Regions from separate parts of the Homo sapiens genome. Here region 2 is linked to region 1. A link is a loop called in an ENCODE intact Hi-C map of the cell type or tissue named here. Cell type or tissue: PC-3. All regions are shown on one strand.

What was found. Hi-C counts contacts between places; a loop is a spot of excess contacts. Peaks named below come from ENCODE experiments on the same cell type or tissue, not always from the same donor. Only the 100,000 strongest peaks of a DNase experiment are listed, where the experiment ranks them.
Region 2: it touches region 1 in a loop (1.9-fold over the local background); 4 of 110 quality-filtered maps call a loop at or near these places.

The regions. Positions count from the first base shown.
Region 1 is chr6:136,664,483-136,672,482 of GRCh38, reverse strand. It overlaps MAP3K5 (mitogen-activated protein kinase kinase kinase 5), which reads left to right. Exons shown (of 30, transcript NM_005923.4): 8 at 3,088-3,200. Among named protein-coding and RNA genes, the nearest start is that of MAP3K5-AS1, 39 kb to the right of the region's middle. In PC-3, no CTCF peak of the experiment used is centred here; a DNase peak (open chromatin) is centred at 3,072; H3K4me3 peaks cover 482 bases; H3K27ac peaks cover 1,083 bases.
Region 2 is chr6:136,710,941-136,718,940 of GRCh38, reverse strand. The region is part of intron 2 of MAP3K5 (mitogen-activated protein kinase kinase kinase 5); the gene reads left to right. Among named protein-coding and RNA genes, the nearest start is that of MAP3K5-AS2, 69 kb to the left of the region's middle. In PC-3, no CTCF peak of the experiment used is centred here; no DNase peak of the experiment used is centred here.

The DNA of each region.
Region 1 (8,000 bases):
AAGAAATCCACTAGTTTCTCTTTTTCTTGGTAAAGTTTAAAATAGACAGAGTTTCTCTGCCCATGCCAAGCCCAAGCCTAATCTCAGGGTCAGAATCAGCAAATGCCCCATGAAAGACAACAGCAATTCAGCTCATCTTGGAAGGCCACTTCCCTCTTTGGAGTTTATTTCAGTGATTTTTTTTGTTGCTTCCATAGATCTCCAGTGTCTGCAAAAATGTGTTTTTGATATGTATTCTTATTTCCCCCTAATTACTGAAGCAGAAGTAATGGCTCCCAAGTAGACGACTACATCTTACTTGGAAACACAAGCTTTCCCCCTCACATTTAATATTTGTCCACAATACAAATGGCTATGTAGGTTCCCAACATTTGTATAATATTTTATTCCATGTTATACTTTATAGTATTATTGGAAATTTAGGGTAATTTTTCATCTTGTAACAAATGCCCTTGTAATGAAACTTCTGATTACATGTTTAATGTTTTTTCTTGGTATAAATTTGTAAATGTATAATTGTTAAGAGTTATACATAGTTTTAAAAAATTTCTATAGTTGGCCGAGTGCAGTGGCTTACACCTGTAATCCCAGCACTTTGGGAGGCCGAGGTGGGCGGATCACCTGAGGTCTGGAGTTCGAGACCAGCCTGACTCACATGGCAAAACCCCATCTCTACTAAAAAAAAAAAAAAATACAAAAAAATTATTCGGGCATGGTGGTGCATGCCTGTAATCCGAGCTACTCGGGAGGCTGAGGCAGGAGAATCGCTTGACCCCTGGAGGCAGAGGTTCCTGTGAGCTGAGATCGTGTCACTGCGCTCCAGCCTAGGCAACAAGAGTGAAAGTCCATCTCAAAGAAACAAACAAACAAAAATTCTATAGTTTTGATATTGGCAAATTTCTGCCAAGAATACTGTACTTCTTTGCTTTTACAGTATGGGAGAATTCCCACTTCCTGCAGTGGTATACTAATGATATATGCCAGGATTTTATTTCTTTCGTAATATACCTACATGCTCTTTTAATCTCCAGAAAACATTAAGACTTTTTCCTCAATACAGTACTCAATTTAGTCTCATGGATTGAGGGGAGCTCAAGAAAAATGTGAATTATTAATTTTATTGGTGTTTATCTTTTCATTTAAAATACAAAAATATATATTGTTTGTGGTAACAGAAAAACAGATATAAACCCAAATATTCATTTAGGTTGGTTTTGGCACATAGGAGATATTCAGCCAATATTTATTGATTCATTTCGATATGTCTTCATTTTTGCATCTTCCTTTTCATATCTTTAAGAGACATTTCATGTTCTTTGGTTTCAGGGAAAATGCCATAATGTATTTAATGAAAAATATTACGTATCTTGATATGAATTGGTAGAAAGGGAAGTGTCTACTTCTTTCTTCTCCTAAATCCTTTTTTGTTGGGACATTATACTTGCCTCTGAACAAAGACAAAGAACTTTGAGACTTATGTTAGTCTAAGACCTGTAAGTTGTGACTTGCCTTGATATAGTTTCGAATATCTGTAGTCTAGGTGTATATACTTTTTTCATTTTAGAATGGAAACATGTATACTTCTGGAAACATTAAAAAATGCTTTTTAATCACCTATGGTGATGCAGTGGTACCTTTTTTCATATTCCATAGGTACATAACTATCAGAGCCAACTAGTTAAGATTCATAGTTATTTTTGCTTCCATTCAGAGATGCTTGTTCTAATTAAAGAGCAAGACATTTAAAAAAGAGACATGGTCCTCAATATTCAGAAAAATATATTTTTTGTTTTCATTTGATGTTTAATTTATTTTAAATTATGGAAAATTTTGAGTATATATAAAAGCCAAGAATATACATTTATTGTGCCTACAATATACACTATTGTGCCTATCACTATGTTTACTATTCCTGTCTTTTATTTACACAGTTATGACTTAGGTGAGAATGCTTTTATCTTGGAATTATAATGTATTTCTTCCCACATAACCTTTTTTTTTGGTGTCATCAAATGGTCATTTGTTAGATATTTAGTTCTTATATTTTCTTCAGCATGATTTTTTTAAAAATAAAAGTTTCATTTTTCATGCATTGGCCTCAGGCAGTTCCTCTTAGTCACTAGGGCATTTATTTTATTTTTCTCGTTTTACATATACCTAAGTGAAATTATATTGAATATCGTTGCCCGTTTAATGATGCATGTGAGGAAACCCTTAAAAGTATCCTAGGAAGTATTACCTTGAAAATAAAGTAAATATTCAAACACTGAAGTCCTTTTAAATATTGAAGTATTTTCAAAGGTTGATACTCGGTTTTATGCATATTCAGAAAAGTCTTTTTATAACTCTCTGAGCCAAAATTAGTATGTAGAGACATACTCTACATCTCTGCTTTTCTTAATTTCATCCTATAATTGACAGTTTATTTCATTTTTATATCATTCTTATGGAATTGATCATTTCAGTGTGTTACCTATCCTCAGTGCTCTGTATATTTTTAAGAGTTTGTAAAAACTACTTTAAAAAATATGTGCGGGGTTCTCATTTTTAAATGTTTATTGTACACACACACACACACACACACACACACACACACACCCTGAATGATGGCTTCCAAGTAGACGACTACATTTTACTTGGAAACACTAGTTTTCTTCTGACTTTTAACATGCTTCTACAACATAAATGACTACATAGCTTTCTAACATTTGGAATATATGTTATTCCATATCATACTGTATAATATTATTGGATATTTAGAGTAATTTTTCATCTTGTAACAAATGCCCTTGTAACTAAATTTTCACATTCACATATTTCTGGTAGATGGTTGAAGAGAGGATTTTTTTAAAGACTAGGGTTACTAGGTAGGTTGAGGGTGAGCTAAGCGGGGGAAAGCAACAGAGCTGTGGACAAAGATAAGCAGTTTCTGAAGCGTTAAGTCCTAATAGCACACCAGATTCTGGGGTGAAGGCCAGTGCAATATTTTTACTTGCTCAGGCATTGGAGTTATACAAACAGAAGCTATTACACACCCAGGGTTTCATGATTGAGAAAGTTAACTTGTACATTTGTGGTTTTTTATAGGTTCAAAAAGGCATTTGAATCTGAGCCAACACTACAGTCAGGAATTAATTATGCGGTCCTCCTCCTGGCAGCTGGACACCAGTTTGAATCTTCCTTTGAGCTCCGGAAAGTTGGTAATTACAACTTGATATTTTACATGGAAATCAAGAAACTGGACCCAACTTGGTGCAAAGAAAAAGAATCATGAATAGATAAATCTTTTGCTTTCTGTCTTTTCATACTTCCCAAAGAGAAAAAAGAAACTTATTATATCTCCTTGTTTGGTGTTTCATACTGTTGTACAGAATCCTGATATTAGGACATAATTCAGTTTTTAATTTATCTTACCTGTTTCTAAAAGTCCCCCTGGTTAATATTCCAGCTCAAACTAATATTGAGGATATGGGTTCTGCATTCAACCCCCAACTCCTAAATAAGGTTACTGTTTTGTGAGACATCAGGAATATTTCCTATTTTAGATTGCGCTTTTGTGGTGCTTTTTTTTCAAAAACCTCTGCTGTTTCCTTTATCTGTTTCTCAAGCACACCTTTCCCTATGATTTCACCGGTGTTGGGGGAAGAGCCTCCCAAAGCCCCAGGAGCAACAGGTTAAGCAAATGGTGGTCTTGGTAGGAAGTAGGCTCCTCAGACCATCTCTGAATCATAGCCATCGACAGAATGTGCTTTTGTCCCTTTTATCTGTAGACATTATCTCATCTGCTGCCTTTCCCTGGGAATTTAAAGAAGTTAGGGCATCTTAGTGAACAAATTTCAAGTGATTTTCTTGGTTTTGGCTTTGATCACATTTTTTAAAGATTCTAGATACTGGAATCCTGTCTATGGGAATCATATTTTGCTCCGTTGGGTGTCTAACGACCTCCTTTCAGAGAATCTTTCCAACTCTTTTAGGAATTACTACAGACATAGAAATATTCAGCCTTGTTTTTCATAGGGAAAAAATAACACGTTCATCTTAGTGAAGCTATGAATTGTAGAAGAAACTTTTTCTTCAAAATAAAAGAAAAATTTTTTTGGAAACCAGGTTTCACTCTGTCACTCAGGCAAGGGTGCAGTGGTGCGATCATAGCTCACTGCAGCCTTGAATTCTTAAGCTCAAGTGATCCTCCCACTTTGGCCTCCTAAGAAGCTGGGACTGTAGGCGTGCACCACCACAGCTGACTAATTAAAAAAATTTTTTTTTATAAAGACGTGGCCACACTATGTTGCCCAGGCTGGTCTTGAACTCCTGGCTTCAAGCAGTTCTGCCACAGCCTCCCAAAGTACTGGTATTACAGGTGTGAGCCACCGCACCGGGCCCACTTTGGCGAATTTCTTGTTACTTTTCTTAAAGAGAAATGAATCCTAGACTTTAAAAAAAAGACATTATTTTGGAAGAGCTTGTATCTTTATGTAATGTTCTGGAGAATCTCTGAAGCTAAATAAAGTCAGAATATTTATTTGTTTATTTTTTTAAATGCCCAGACTAAAAGAATGATAAAGTATTTATTACTGTGGGATAGCAGGGGTATTAAAGGCATAAAGGTCTGTTTGAAATAATTTTTTTTTTCTTCTGAGACAGGGTCTCACTCTGCTGCTCAGGGCACAATGGCACAATCACAGCTCACTGCAGCCTCGACCCCCAAGACTTAGGTGATCCTCCCACCTCAGCCTCCCGGGTAGCTGAGACTACAGGCATATACCACCACACCCGGATAATTTTTTTGTATTTTTTGTAAAGATGAGGTTTTGCCATGTTGCCCAGGCTGGTTTAGATTGTGCTTTCTTAGTGCTTTTTTCAAAAACCTCTGCTATTTTATTTATTTATTTATTTTTAAGGTTGGCTCTCACTCTGTCACCCAAGCTGGAGTGCACTGGCACGATCACGGCTCACTGCAATCTCAACCTCCTGAGCTCAGGAGATCCTTCCACCTGGGCCTCCCAAGGTGCTAGGATTGCAGGTGTGAGCCACCTTGCCCAGCCTGAAATAATTCTTTTGATTGGTTCAGTGAAATCGGAGAAGGTACATTGCAATTTGTGCTGTTCAGAAATTATGATTATAATAAAATTTTGTGTCTAAGACTAAATTAAAAACTCTATACTAGCCAAAATCCCTATATCAGTGTTCTAAAAATATTTTTATTGCTCCTTTGTTGCTTTTTTCATTGTTTTTATTGATATGCAATAGATATATATTTTTCAGTATATATGTTCTATTTTGATACAGTCATATATTTATTGTTCTGTTCTTAACTCAAGGTGAGGTTTTGTTGAAGCCTCTAAATTGTTGCAGGAATTGACAGTGATTTGCATATGTAGGCAAAGCAATGACAATGGTTTGAAAATGTACTTATTCTAAATCTCATTTTGAAGGTAAATACTTATTAAGATGGTCAGAACTCTGAGGTTTGAGGAAATGTGATTAATATGTAAAAGAAACATGTTAATTTTTTTCAGGAAGAACTCACTTGTAATACATGTTAAACAAACATTTGAAAACATACAAAGTTAGTTTAAAATTTTAGAAATTGCATAACATATACAGACTTAAAATATGGCTTATCAGTGAATTTTTAGCTATCATGAGAACTGTTTTAGGCTTCTAAAATACTGTGATATGCATTCTAAATTGTATTGTCCTTCAATAATGAAAACATAGTTAAAACTCACTAACTTAGATTCTATTCAATTGTAAATTATGCTAATCAACATAGATTGATCTAAAGTTAATTTTTATATGGTAAGAGGATTAAATGGATTTTCGAGGAAAGACAAGTTGGTTAAATAAATTAATAGTTTAATATAATAATGATGTTAATTGATAGTATATAATAAAAATGAGACAATATACTTGGCATATTTTAAAGATACACCTAGTTTCATTCTTTCTTTAAATGCTCCAATCAGCTTTTCCAGTAATTTATACCTCCCATTCCTCCTGTTGGCCTCTGCAAACATACAAATTATTCCGAATTACCGAGTTCTTATAATAACCAGACATTTACTTATGAAGTCCCTTCTTTAAGATGCTTTTTGAAATTTTGATTTATTTATAAAGGGTAAACAATTAAGATGAGCACTCAATCTGAAGCTCCCTAAATGTATTATCTTAAGATCTCAAATGTAAGAAATGATTCTTAACTGTCATGCTGTGTTGCCCAAAGACTCTTAATTCTAGTTGTGTGTTTGTTTGCGGTTATGACTAATTGCTTCATGGATCTGTGTTTTACTTTTCCAGTTTTTGAAGAATCACTGATGCTTAGGCTATTTAGAGCTAGGATTTAAAAACACAGAGCCATATCCTACATCTTCTTCCTGTTTTCACCTTTGCAAGCCTTAAAAATAATATTCAAACTTTAGCTAAATAACAAGATGATGCTTCCATCTTCTGTGGAATTTTCCAATTGTGAGACATTTTATGGGTGAGAGTCAGACTTAGAGGTTTGAGTCTCCAACAGTAATGATGATACAGTAAAAGAACACTATGTTTGGAACTTAGACAACCACTATTTAAATATCATTTTCAGTGAGCATTAAAAAATATTGAATAGAAAATATATATTACTGTACATAAAAATCCATGAATCAATAGAGATAATCAAGGAAAAGTCATCAGAACAAAATCTATCACCAACCACTGAAAAACTCCTTTGTCACCTATGGAAGTGACCAACTTTTCCGAAAATTAGAAGTTATAAGGAAAGAAGTAAGTACTTTTCCTTCCTCTTTCAGAGATACTGTAGTTCATCCCGTTGATGAAATATAGCACTTCTTAGGCTGGGCGTGGTGGCTCAGGCCTGTAATCCCAGCACTTTGGGAGGCGGAGGCGGGTGGATTACCTGAGGTCAGGAGTTCAAGACCAGCCTGATGAACATGGTGAATCCCTGTCTCTACTAAAATTACAAAATTAGCCCGGTGTGGTGGCATGCTTCTGTAATTCCAGCTCCTTGGGAGACTGAGGCAAAAGAATCGCTTGAACCCAGGAGACGGAAGTTGCAATGAGCCAAGATTGTGCCACTGCACTCCAGCCTGGGCGACAAGAGCGAAACTCCATCTCAAAAAAAAAAAAAAATACAGCTCTTCTTGAGCTATGCTACATAGTAAATGTATTATTCTTCCAGAGAATGTATTCTTCAAAAGTACACTATTATAGTTAATAAAGTAATGATAAAGCTGATAATGAGAGTGATGTTGAAATAATTGATTCTGGCAAGGATCATCAATTTGAACTAAAAGTATTAAATTGAAATGCTTATTTAAAAAAAATTTACATTTTACCCCTTTTACATGATACCAAAGCTAACTCATAGATAACTTGTTAGTCACAAAGGAACAAATGTACCTGTAGAATGGGAAGACCCAGCTGTCAGTGATCCATCCTTGTATCACTAATAATAGGGTGGCGAGACATGTGCCCTTAGGACTTTATTATGATAACTGTGAAGTGTACAGCAGCTCTTCTTTTTGATTTTTTAACTTTTATTTTTTGAGATAGAGTCTCACTCTTGTCACCCAGGTCTGGAGTGCAGTGGTGCGATCTTGGCTCACTGCAACCTCCACCTCCCAGGTTCAAGCGATTCTCATGCTGCAGCCTTCTAAGTAGCTGGGATTACAGGTGCGTGCCACCATGCCCAACTAATTTTTGTAGTTTTAGTAGAGACAGGATTTTGCCATGTTGGCCAAGCTGGTCTTGAACTCCTGGCCTCAAGTGATCTGCCCACCTGGCATGAGCCACCACATCCGGCCGAGTGTACAGCAACTCTTGTGAAATATTGTCACCAAAAATGTTTAACTTGAATCTTAAGATCTAAAGTTCTCTTAATAGGAATCACAAGCTCTAGAGAAATAAGTCAAATAATCCCAAGAAGTTACATCAGACAGATCAGAAGGTGAGCACACTAGAGCAGCAGTCCCCAACCTTTTTAGCAATAGGGACTG
Region 2 (8,000 bases), 46 kb before region 1:
GCCTCCCAAAGGGTTGGGATTATAGGTGTGAGCTGCCACACCTAGATCACCTAGATAGATTAAGTTTATTTAAGCAGGCCCTATTATGTTGGAGATTTTTTACTTTCTACATTTTTTTGCTCTTGCTCCTGCTAGTATCTGGTGGTTTAATTTTGTGCCCATTCTTTCCTAGGGAAGTATTTTTAAATGAAGCAAACTTACATTTGAGAGAAAGAGATAAAGCTAATCTTACCACACATATGTCCGGGACAAATAAACTGGCTTATTGTTTTAAGCTAGCCTTTGTCTAGGAGTGTTATTGGCATTTGATTGAAGTAGTTCCTTAAAAAGGCTAATGATGTCTAAACTGTGCTCATTTATCTTGTACATATTATCTGCTTCTTATTGAGTATTCACTATGTGCTAGGTACCAAGTGCTTTATCTGCATACATTTTCAAATTCTTAAAGGAGAGGCTGGGTGTGGTAATCCCAGCACTTTGCGGAGCTGAGGCAGTTGGATCACTTGAGGCCAGGAGTTCAAGACCAGCCTGGCCAACGTGGTGAAACCTTGTCTCTACTAAATACAAAAATTAGCCAGGTGTGGCAGCACATGCCTGTAATCCCAGCTACTTGGGAGGCATGAGAATCTCTTGAACCCAGGAGGCAGAGGTTGCAGTAAGCTGAGATCACACCACTGCACTCCAGCCTGGGCGACACAGCAAGACCCTGTCTCAAAAAAATCACAAAACAAAGAATAATAATAATAATAATTCTTAAAAGAGCTCTGTAAGATGTATTTTCTATTAGCATTTTTTTAGTATCACAAACCGAAGCTCAAAGAAATTCAATCATTTGCCTAAGGTGATATAGCTAGGAAAATTTGGGATTACGACTGCCTGACTCCAAAGCCTGTTGCCCTTGACTGCTAAGCATTATTGTTAGTTACTTCTAGTTAAAATTATATCATATATTCCTGCTGAGTGTGTTCATTTAGAAAAGCCTATCAGCTATGCCTCCTGAGTTTTCCTAGGTAACATCCTTCTTTTTTTCTTTTCCCTTCTCCTTTCTATTAACTTAAACTTTTGCTGTTTTCTTATTTAGACTATTCCTAGCCTGGTAGGTCATGTGTCTGGTTGCAGAGGACAGAAATATCTGGGATAGGAAGCATATTTGGCAGTCTAGCAATTTCCTCTGAGTCCTGAAAGTTCCTCAGGTCCTATGCTACCGAAAAGAGTTGGTGTGTGTGTGTATTTTTAGTTTTATTCATTTCTGGTCAATTAGTTAAAGATGTAACCCTTATTCCTGCCATTGACCAACAGATAGGAAAACTGCCATGAAAGAAGCAGAACAAGAGATATTTAAAATAATATATCATGTAAGGATTAGCCAAGTGAAATAAAAACAAAGCATTTCTCTGTTTTCACAGGGCAAAGACAGTTTTAGAATGCTATTCTTGTCATATGTTTAGTTTCACTTAGGTTGATTCTTTGGCCATCTAGAAAGTACAGCTGCACAAGTTTTATTTTAATCTGCTGCTCTTTGTTGAAGACTGCAGTTTCTCTTTGGTGGCAAATTCTCAGGAAGAAATCGTAGAAAAAAATTTTTTTTTGTTTTAATTTAAGCTCCTGGAAAAGTAATGGGAGCTATGAAAGTACTTTAAAAATCTATGTCTGAAGTATCATTTGAAAGGATATTTAGAATCTAGTCATAGCATTTAATTGTAATAAGATTTATATCCATTGTTTTAAATCACAAGTACTATTTTGTTGTACTAAGAATGAAAAATTTTAGTATTTTTTTCAAGAGAAGATGATCATTACACTTTGAGAGAAGGAAGTTGATTTTTTCTTTTTTTTTTTGCTTTTTTAGTGCAATGGAGCAATCTCAGCTCACTGCAACCTCCGCCTCCAGAGTAGCTGGGATTATAGGCACGTGCCACCATGCCTGGCTAATTTTTATATTTTTAGTAGAGATGGGGTTTCACCATGTTGGCCAGGCTGGTCTTGAACTCCTGACCTCAAGTAATCTGCCCACCTCGGCCCCCCAAAGTGCTGGGATCACAGGCGTGAGCCACTGTGCCTGGCCAATTCTTTTTATTTTCTTTAGCATTGTAACAACACTTTTATTTTTTACAATTTTCTTTAAGTCTCATGAGAATTTCTCTCGTGCCTACTAATGTTTATTGAGAGAATATCTGTGCCAATATTTACATTGGTTTAAAATAAGAAATGCTAGTAACAATTATTTTCTGATTTATTTCATGCATTATGAAATGATCATACTTCCACTTGGGGTCTCTCAGTAAGTGGTGAGTAAGTCTGGACACTCCTGGTCAATGAGCTGTGGTGCAGATGCATTAAACACCTCTGATGACTTAGGAGAAATGAACCTGTTTTGTGTAGAGTGAGGAAGTTGTTTTAATGAACCATCTCTTATCACTAGAAATTCCTTTATAACACCAGCTCTCAGCTTATCTTCTTGTGATCCTTTCCTCCACTCCCTTCCTCAGCTCCTCTATGTTCTGGGCCACTCCCCACTCACTTTAAACAATGCTACTTTTAAAGGAAGCAAAACAACAGGATGAAACATGACTGCACGTGCCAGATAGTTGAGAATTAAAAGCTCTTATACTACAGATGGCCAGATTGTGGAGAGTGGGAAACCTACACACTGCTGGTGGGAGAGATACTACCTTCTGAAGCGCAATTTGGGAATATTTAATAATATCAAATGAGCATATCACCAAGACTTAGTCATTCCAACCCTAAATGTATACTGTAAAAAAAGTCTCTTGCATGCATAAGGAGATATAATCAAGAATGTTTATGTTAACATGTTTATAATAGCTCCTCCTCCCAAGGAAATGGAGAATTAATAGATACCTTCAGCTGTAATTTTTTTTTTTTTTTTTTTTTTTTTTTTTTTTTTTTTTTGAGACGATCTTGCTTTGTCACCCGGGCTGGAGTGCAGTGGTGCTATCCCGGCTCACTGCAACCTCCACCTCCTGGGTTCAAGCAATTCTCCTGTCTCAGCCTCCCTAGTAGCTGGGATTACAGGCTCCCGCCACCACGCCCAGCTGATTTTTGTATTTTAGTAGAGACGGGGTTTCGCCATGTTGGCCAGGCTGATATCAAACTCCTGATCTCAAGCAATCCGCCCCCGTTGGCCTCCCAAAGTGCTGGGATTACAGGTGTGAACCACCATGCCCAGCCAGCTATAATCATTTAATGGAATATTATAGAGCACTTAAAACAAATCAGTTAGTGCTTCAGACGTCAATATCAATATATCTCAAAACAACAGTGTTGGGGTAAAAAAATTACTTGTGTACAGTATCATACCATCTATATAAAATATTGTCAGTGCAAGAGGATGCTTTTATACACACTTGTGTTATAAAAGGATAGACATGTGCATGGAATTATAAACAACATTCAGAATAGTTACCTCTTAGGGGATAGGAATGGAATAAAATTGGGAAGGGAAGATGAGAGTCTTCAACTGTATCTGTAATGTTATAGTTCTAAATCTAGGTGGTAGATTATGAGTGCTAATTTTTGTACTTTTTATATACTTGAAATATTTAATAATTAACCTTTTTTAAAAAAGGAAAAGGTTGCTATATTCTTTTATTTTTTGTATCCACCAGGATAACGTATATGCATTTTGGACACTGGAATCCCAAAATATTTTTAGTGTCTTTTTTCTATGTTCTGGCTGTGGTTAGAAAGCTTCAGATATTTGGATATTTCCCTTTCTGCACTCAAACAGACTTTGTTCTCATTTTATCCATTATAGAAGTAATGTTTCTTGATAGGTTGGTAGGCACATCAGTTAGTGGTGATGCAGTTTGTGTTGAAACGTAATGATTATGTTAGATTATTTCTTGTTCAAAAAATTTAGTTGTATTTTTATCTTTAACCATTGGCTGAAAAGTTACTTTATGGATGGGATTTTCATTAATAGACTATTCTCTGTGGCAACCTGTCTACACGCTTACTCCTTCACTATCTCACTGTATACAGAACACACATATGTGATGCTTGAAACCCTTACTCTGCCTCAGTGCATCTATTATTTTCTAGATTGGGATCTGGCTAGCATGAAATCTTAGGTGCACAAACCAAAATTTGTAACATTTCACTAAATTAGCCCTTAAAAATCAGCAAATTTTAATAATACGGCAGCTCCCCAAAACATTAAAAATAAAATTACCACATGATCCAGCAATTCCACTTCTGGATATATACCCAAAAGAACTGAAAGCGGGATCTTGAAGAGGTGTTTATATACCCATGTTCATGGTAGCATTATTCTTAGTAGCCAAAAGGTGGAAGCAACCCACATATTTATCAACAGATCATTGGCTGAACAACATGTGGTATATACATATAATGGAATATTATTCAATCTTAAAAAGGAAGGAAATTTTGACATATGGTACAACATAAATGAACGTTGAAAACTACTGCTCATTTGAGCAGTTCTGTGATACCTAGACCCATGATCTTTTATCTGCAGGCACTGAGGGACTCAATCTCCTTTAGAACTTAAACACGGAGTCTTGTCTTTCTGGCACTCATTCATATCCATTTGAAGCAAATGGTTATAGTTTTGAAAATAGCAGTGATGTCCATGTGTAAATTTTGATGATTATACCAGTTTGTAAATTGGTGAGGACACCTGGTAATTTGTTACAAATACCTCACACTTAAATTGAATTCTTACCTGTATTTGGAGAATCTACTCGGATTCCAGAGTGTTCTTAAACCCATAAAAACATTTTATCTTTTTGTTTTTACAAACAAAAAACAGTACTTCCTTTTGTTAAAGTTTTGCCTCCCTTATCAAAGTAAATAAGATGAATTTGGTTTTAGCTTGAGTTGTGCATGGAATTAAAATTTTTATTTTTCAAAGGTTTAGGATTCTTTTAGTTTAACAAAGAATTTTTGCTGGATTCTTTTCAGCATTTTAAAAATCATCAACTTGTTAGTGGTACAAAGTACACACTCAGTAAATGTTTTTTAAAAACATCCTTGGAAAATATGATCCTATAAAGTGGTCTCACAATTTGTGAACTGGAAACATTGGCCCTACCCCTTTTTAATAGTGCTGCCTCTGGACATCTCTGAAAGTCTCTAGCTTACTTTATAACCAGCTGTTGATTTAAAAACCCTGGGACTCTACTCTTCCTGGTTCAACGTTGCTATCCCTTACACTTCTTTTCATTTGGTAGAGACAATCTTGTTCCTTTATTTTATTTATTCAGAAATGATCTAACTTTCATCTAAGCTATAATCATTCCATCTCAAATTGGGGAAGGAAAGAGGTAATTTGTGGGGAGGAGCAAATAAGCAATTCATGTAACACTGCTTTATGAAGGTTTTCTCTGAAGATCTTGAATTGACAAGCTAGATGAATGATTTATTTAGCAGGAGTTGACTTCCCAATTGTAGAATCCCTGAGGTTATTAAAGGGACTCAAGACTGGAGAATTCAGCTTTCTTGGATGTCAATTAGCAATAGTATACCTTCTAAGGAATTATGTATAGACTGGGTAAAATATGCCCTTGCTTTCTCCTTCCTGATACCTCTTTAACCACCCTCACTCCTTGCCCACTGTTTTGAATCTCTTGTTACCATTTTGTCTAAGAGGCGATGCACAATGCCATTATATGACTGTGGGCACCAGCTATTTTTCTCATTTGTAGTGACTCTGGTCGTAGGCCTATGATTTTGAATACCCTTAAAGAGTAAGAAGGACTACTTCTGCACACAGAGGAAGGAGTGGGGCAAGCCTTGCTGAATTATCTTTATTTTCACTTATGCTATATAAATGACTCTTTCTGTGGAAGTTGATCTTTTTGGCATTGTAACCCATCACCCTCTTTGGGCCTTTTTAGAATATATCTTTGAAACTATTACTGAAATATGTGTGTGTATTAGTTCATTTTCATGCTGCTGATAAAGACATACCTGAGACTGGGTAATTTATAAAGAAAAAGAGGTTTAATGGACTCACAGTTCTATGTGGCTGGGGAGGCCTCACAATCATGGCAGAAGGTGAAAGGCACATCTTACATGGCAGCAGACAAGATAGAATGAGCCAGGTGGAAGGGGAAACCCCTTATAAAATCATCAGACCTCGTGAGACTTATTCACTACCACGAGAACAGTATGGGGGAAACCACCCCCGTAATTCAGTTATCTCCCACCAGGTCCCTCCCACAACATGTGGGAATCATGGGAGCTACAATTCGAGTTGAGATTTGGGTGGGGACACAGCCAAACCATATCAATGTGTAAAGTATGATTTACTGTAGAAAAATTCACTATACCTCCAACTTTAACAATACAGTTTAAGAAAAGTAATACATGCACTTGAATAATGTGACCCAATTAGGTGTTGCTGAAAGAAACAACTGGTTAAAAAGAAGAAGAAGTTAATTATAATAGCAACACAGTATAAAGTGAAGTTTGTGTTAAGAAGCTCTGTTAGGCCGGGCACAGCTGTAATCCCAGCACTTTGGGAGGCTGAGGCAGGTGGATCACCTAAGCCCAGGAGTTCAAGACCAGCCTGGTCAGCATAGTGAGACCCAGTTTCTACAAAAATTAGCTGGTCATGGTGGTACGTGCCTGTAGTCCCAGCTACTTAGGAGGCTGAGGTAGGAGAATTGCCTGAGCCTGGGGAGGTTGAGGTTGCAGTGAGCTGAGATCATGTCACTGCACTCCAGCCTGGGTGATAGAGTGACAGAGTGAGACCCTGTCTCAAAAAAAAAAAAAAAAGCTCTATTAAATGCTTTATGTATAAAATGTCATTCATCAGCATTCCAGCCAGTTTAGAGACAGATACCTACTTACGGCAGAGTTCTTCCACCAAGATATACTTATTTAAATATGAAAAGAAATTAATAGGGAAAAGAGAGGCTAGAATTCCTTTTAGGATTACTTTCCAGCTTTGATATAATTTAACCTGATTTTTGGTACAGGTTGTTTTAATTGATAGGTGTTCATATGCAAGAGAAGGATGTGTTCTTAGCCCCCGTCATGAATAACAGAGGTGTAAAAGGTCTCTAGACCTGGCAGTGCAGGAATTGAGTTGGAGTTGTTTGCTTTGGTTTATTAATACCTCCTCCTATAAATAGCTTTAAAGTACTGCAAGTAATTTCATTAACTTACTCCATTTGGCCTTTACATAGAACCCAACGAGACAGACAAGTTAGATATTATTTGGATTGGAGAGATAGAAGGTATTTTCTTTTTCTTTTTTCTTTCTTTCTTTCTTTCTTTTTTTTTTTGAGAGGTCTGACTTTGTCCACCCAGCCTGGGGTGCAGTAGTGCCATTTTGGCTCAGTGCAACCTCCACCTCCCAGGTTCAAGCAATCCTCCCATCTCGACCTCCTGAGTAGCTGGGTGTATAGGCACATGCTGCTACACCTGGCTAATTTTTGTATTTTTTTGTAGAGATGGGGTTTTGCCGTGTTTCCCAGGCTGGTCTCAAACTCCTGGGCTCCAGTGATCTGCCTGCCTCTGCCTCCCAAAGTGCTGTGATTACAGGCATGAGCCAACGCTCCTGGCCAGAAGATATTTTCTTTACAGAAGAGAAATGAGACGCGTGATGACTTGTTTGGGGAACACACACAGCTAGTGTCGGGGCAAGGATAAGCCCTATATTCTTTGACTTGTCATCTGGTACTTTCCTCTCTCAGTCTATCCACAGATTTCATATGTTCTGCAAAAGGATGATTTTCTAGGTTTTTTTTTTAAGATTATTGAGATTTTTTTCTTTTAAAGCTTGAGCTTTTATGTAGGCATAACATGTAAACACAAAAGTACTTTGTTTCCTATCTATCTTTAAAGACTCTGTGTCACGGCTCTATGACACTTTTGTTGGATTACTCTCCCTGAGTCTGCTCAGCTTGTTTTAGCAGTGTGCAGAAAGGGTACGGGGGTGTTTCTCCTTCTCAGCAAGGCCTAGGAGGCCCAGACAGCCCATCTGATAGTTTCTTGTTTTGCTTTTT